Regions from separate parts of the Mus musculus genome. Here region 2 is linked to region 1. Evidence: chromatin loops called from intact Hi-C (ENCODE). Cell type or tissue: heart. All regions are shown on one strand. Region 1 overlaps Dnah2 (dynein, axonemal, heavy chain 2). Region 2 overlaps Dnah2 (dynein, axonemal, heavy chain 2).

Region 1 (2,500 bases):
TTTAAAGATTTACTTTATTTATATGAGTACACTGTAGCTGTCTTCAGACACACCAGAAGAGGGCACCGGATCTCATTACAGGTGGTTGTGAGATACTATGTGGTTGCTGAGAATTGAACTCAGGACCTCTGGAAGTGCTTTTAACTGCTGAGCCATCTCTCCAGCCCTAGGACTCTGTCTTTTAAAAAAAAAAAATTGACTTTGTTGGTCTATGTTGAAAATTTAGCTATATGAGGTCCATATTCCTACAGGGTGATAACCATGGCTCTAGCCCTTTAAGATGGAGTATGTCTTCTAATTTTAGGCAAATTTCTATTGCCATTTATCATGACATTGGAGTTACATATCTCCTTGGATAGAACTGAATTTCTGAGTTTTGCTTTACAAAAACAAAAGTTAGTTGTTAGTGGTGGGTAGGGTGTTGGAAAGTTGAGATCGTGGGAAGACATGCGTGTGTCCTTTGGACCCTGCATACATGTGGGCAGTGCTTTTCCTTGGTCGCTTCCCGTGTGTGCCGGCTTCCTGTTTGATGTTTTCCTGCGTGCTGTTCCTCCTGGGATGGCTCTGGTCTGGGGTGATCCTGTGTTTTGGAGGCTGCTCTCCCCTGAAACAGGAGCTGCAAGTGTGACAGCCATCCCTCTTGTCTGTGGACACACTGAGCTGGGGGTGCCTGTGGGACAAACTGGGGAGACCTGGGAACGGATCCGCTTTCAGAGGCAACAGAAGCCATGGGTTTGGGTGAGTCACCCTGGGAGAGTGACTGGAAATGCAGAACCTTTAGGGGTCCCCACTTAAGAGGGCTGTGGAGGCAGCAAATCCTTTCCTGCACTCTAGCAGGATCCCAAGACACCCCAGAGAGGACAATCCCCTCTGAAAAGAAGATCAAAGGAGAGAACCTGGGGGAAGGCTGGGTCCAAGGAAAGTGGAGTATTCCCCATAACATCAAAACCTCCAGAGAGGGGCTGGAGAAGTGGCTGAGTAGTTGAGAGTGCTGGCTGCTCTTCCTGAGAACCTGAGCTCCATTCCCAGCACCCACATGGCGTCTCACAACCGTCTGTAACTATAGTTCTAGGGGATCCAATGCCGTCTTCCAGCCTCCCAGAAGTGGTACGTAGATATCACGTAAGTAAAACAGGCAGACACACAAAATAAAATTAAACAGTCATTTTAAAAAGCCTGTGCAGAAGTCAGGGAATATAAGGCCAAGAAGCCATGTGTCTTTGGACACAGCTGTGGGAACTCTTAGAGGAAAGGGTGGAGTGGGGAGGCAGGGCTGGAAGTGAAGGGGGCTTCCAGAACAGTTCCTGAAAGAGGCAGGCTCTGAGGGGGCGGGGCAGAGTGCAGGACCTGTAGGACACAGGAGTCAGGGGAGAAGGTGGTTTTTATTATATTATCTTTTGAGATTGTGGAATTTTGGCCATATTCCAATGGTAGGAAGGAACTACTGTGTTGAGGGAGTAGTGGGTGTGGTAGAGCTTGAGGGTGTGTCTGAGGGAGGACTGGGTTGCAGGACAGAGCCCCAGGGAGCATTAGTACAGAGAGGAGGGACTCTGAGGTCATAACCCTGAAGGGAGCCCAGCCCCGAGACAGGCCAGTTCACAGTCTGTCTGTAGCGGGAAGCAGAGGCAGCTCTCACCTGACGATTTTCTGCTGTGGAGAGAACACTAGCTTTGAGAGGAGTGGGGTTTACACAGTGATTGAAGAGATATATAATTGTCAGAGTTTTTTTCCCATTCTGTAGACTGCTGCTTTGCTCAAACCATGCTGTCTATTGCTGATATGGAAGGGTTTTTTTTTGTTTTGGTTTTTGGTTTGTTTGTTTTTCGAGACAGGGTTTCTCTGTGTAGCCTTGGCTGTCCTGGAACTCACTCTGTAGACCAGGCTGGTCTCGAACTCAGAAATCCACCTGCCTCTGCCTCCCTAGTGCTGGGATTAAAGGCGTGCGCCACCACTGCCCGGCTCAAAGGTTTTTATTTTAAATGAGGTCCCCATTATTAATCGTTGATCTTAGTGACTTTGGTATTGGTGTCCTGTTCAGAAAAGCCTTTCTTGAGTTCAAGCCTATCATGTACTTTCTATTCTGTCAGATTCAGGGTATCTGATCTTAGGTTGACCAGATTTGGAGTTGACTTTTGTGCGGGATGTATAGATACAAATCTGTTTTCATTCTTCTACCTACAGCCATCTGACTAGACTAGCACCGTTGTTGAAGATGCTCTTTTCTCCAGTGTGGGTTTGTTGTTGTTTGTTTTTCTTACTAAAAATCAGCTGTCAGCCAGATGTGGAGGCAGCAATGCTCCTTTAATTCTTGAGAGACAGAGGCAGGTGGAGCTTTGAGTTCAAGGCCGGCCTGGTCTACATAGTAAGTTCTAGGACAGCCAGGGTTACACCAAGAAACCTGTCTCATACAAATAAAAACAAACCAATCAGCTGTCTGTAGGTGTTTGGAGTTATGTCCAGGTCTTCAGTTTTATTCCGTGGGTCAATTTGTCTGTTCTCA
Region 2 (2,500 bases), 52 kb after region 1:
CCTTGGTTTCCCCTCGAAGGCCACTCCCAAATCAAGTTCTAGACATCGTTTTCCTTTCAGGTCCGACCAGTGTGGCTTATTTATTTATTCATTTGGTTTTGAGACAGGGTCTTGCTGTGTAGCCCTAGCCAGCAAGCATATCGCCGGTTAAAGCAAACCGGTCTTAAACTTGTGACCCTCTGCCTTTCCCTGAGATTACAGGCCTACAGCACCACACCTATCCACAAGAGTGTTAAATGGGCAAGGTGTAGGTTAAGTGCTGAGTTGCCATCAGAGCCTTAGGCACCACCCTCTCCACTCTTACTTCTTGACTTCTCTAATTCAGCCTCAGAGGTTTTGATCCCTAGCCCGGGGCCTAGAAATTGCTTGGATTTATAAACCCAGTGCGTTACCCTCACCCCGCTCCCCAGTCACTCGGATCGTGCGTGTGATCGGACAGCCCCGAGGCAACATGTTGCTGGTGGGGATCGGGGGCAGCGGGAGGCAGAGTCTGGCCCGCTTGGCGTCTTCCATCTGCGATTATAACACGTTCCAGATCGAGGTCACCAAGCACTACCGCAAACAGGAGTTCCGAGACGGTAAGGCTGGGTTCCTGACCATGCGCAGAGGTTTCAGGATGAAAGATAAGCTGCTTGAGTTACTGGCCCTGGCCTTTGTGTTCTGGGAGTGCTTATGGCTGTGGGAGGGTCCTCCAACTGAGAGGCTCAGGATGGGGAGTCGCAAGTAAGTCTTTTCCTTCGCCCTTCACTTGTTTGGCCAGATATCAAGCGCTTGTATCGACAGGCAGGGGTAGAACTCCAGACCACGTCTTTCCTTTTCGTGGACACCCAGATAGCTGACGAATCCTTCCTGGAAGACATCAACAACATCCTTAGCTCGGGCGAAGTCCCCAATCTCTACAAGTCTGACGAATTTGAAGAGGTGAAGTTCCTTCAGTTCTGAGTTGGTTCTTTGGTTTTCCTAGCTAACCACCAGCACCCCACAGATTCCACATCTGTTTCTGTAGCATCCCCAGCCTCCCAGATCAGTCCCTGTGGGCTGAAGCCTGTTTCTCATCAGTCATCCCCTGAGAGGCCTCACTGGGCGGGCGGGGTTGCTTTAACTCCCACTCCAGTCTGCCAGCCTAACCTGCTTTCCCGCTGAGACTGTGGTGAGAACTTCAGTCCTCTGATACAGTGTGGTTTCTGAACAGATCCAGAACCATATCATAGACCAGGCCCGGGCAGAACAGATACCAGAATCCTCGGACAGCCTCTTTGCATACCTCATCGAGCGCGTGCGGAACAACCTGCACATTGTGCTCTGTCTAAGTCCCGTGGGAGACCCCTTCAGGTGATGCTTCCTCGGTTGGCCGGCTCCCCACAGGCTCCCGCCTCGGCTTTTGGCTTTCTGTGTTCTTTGGAAGTTAGTGCGTCCCATGTGACTTCCTCCACAGTTTAGGGGCGTTACCCACATTGTTCTGGAACAGCCTTTTCATCCTCCCAGACTCAAAGTCTTTTCCCAGTAAAGAACAACTCCCCTCCCCCAGCTTCCAGAAACGACCTTCCTGCTTTCCATCTGTCTCTGATGGCCTTTGATGGCCTTGTGCATGAACGGTGCGGTGTTTGTCCTTTTGTGACGCACTTCCTTCACTCTATGATGTCCTTGAGGTTCATCTATATTGTAGCATATGACAAGTTTCCTTTTCTCTTTTTAATAAGATGAATAGAATTAACAGTATGTGTACACCAAAAAAAAAAAAATTTTTTTTAACCCATTCTCAGTATGACTAGATATTTCAGGACCACGGAAACCTGAAGGAAGAGGCCTAGTGTGGCAGTACACACCTATGACCTCAGGACATAGGCGGGCAAAGCGAGAGGACTGGTGCAAATCTGAGACCAGTCCCGGCTACATAGCAAGCATGAGAGTAGCCAGGGTGACTGCATATAGTATCTGCATATGTGATGCCCTGTCTTAATGGGACGTGGGCAGAGCAGATGGAGAGGCAACGTGGGTTGCCGTTTTGCTTATGTTTTTATTTATGGTGTCTAGTATATTTTACTTAGCACAGTCAGGTGCCGTGTAGGGCATTCTTCTTGGGTCACCTTACCAAATTCCTAACAACCTTAGCATAGACTGTCAATCTCCTGCTAGAGATGAGGAAGCTGGGGTTTGAGAGTGTTAGATTCTCCTGGCTCAAGATCAACATCTAGAAAAATGTGGATCTGAGACCATTTCTCAATGTTATGCAGAGCTATCTATCTCTGAGGAGGTAAATCTGGAGGGAGGAGCCGATAGGAAGAGGACAGGGCCTTTGGGTCACCGCAAAGCGGATGGGGCATGTGTTGCTAGAAAGCTAAGGGCATTGTGAGTAGACTTAACTCTCCTTGACTTCCTCCTAGGAATTGGATTCGCCAGTACCCAGCCTTAGTAAACTGTACAACCATCAACTGGTTCTCAGAGTGGCCCCGAGAGGCCTTGCTAGAGGTGGCTGAGAAGTACATTATAGGAGTGGACT

The links. Peaks named below come from ENCODE experiments on the same cell type or tissue, not always from the same donor. Only the 100,000 strongest peaks of a DNase experiment are listed, where the experiment ranks them.
Region 2: it touches region 1 in a loop (6-fold over the local background); 10 of 42 quality-filtered maps call a loop at or near these places.

Annotation. Positions count from the first base shown.
Region 1 is chr11:69,503,012-69,505,511 of GRCm38, reverse strand. All of the region lies in intron 12 of Dnah2 (dynein, axonemal, heavy chain 2), which reads left to right. Among named protein-coding and RNA genes, the nearest start is that of Dnah2, 45 kb to the left of the region's middle. In heart, no CTCF peak of the experiment used is centred here; a DNase peak (open chromatin) is centred at 1,401; H3K27ac peaks cover 490 bases.
Region 2 is chr11:69,451,239-69,453,738 of GRCm38, reverse strand. Dnah2 (dynein, axonemal, heavy chain 2) reads left to right here. Exons shown (of 86, transcript NM_001081330.1): 54 at 411-578; 55 at 761-921; 56 at 1,193-1,332; 57 at 2,385-2,500. Among named protein-coding and RNA genes, the nearest start is that of Kdm6b, 36 kb to the right of the region's middle. In heart, no CTCF peak of the experiment used is centred here; a DNase peak (open chromatin) is centred at 1,408; H3K4me3 peaks cover 1,113 bases; H3K27ac peaks cover 2,417 bases.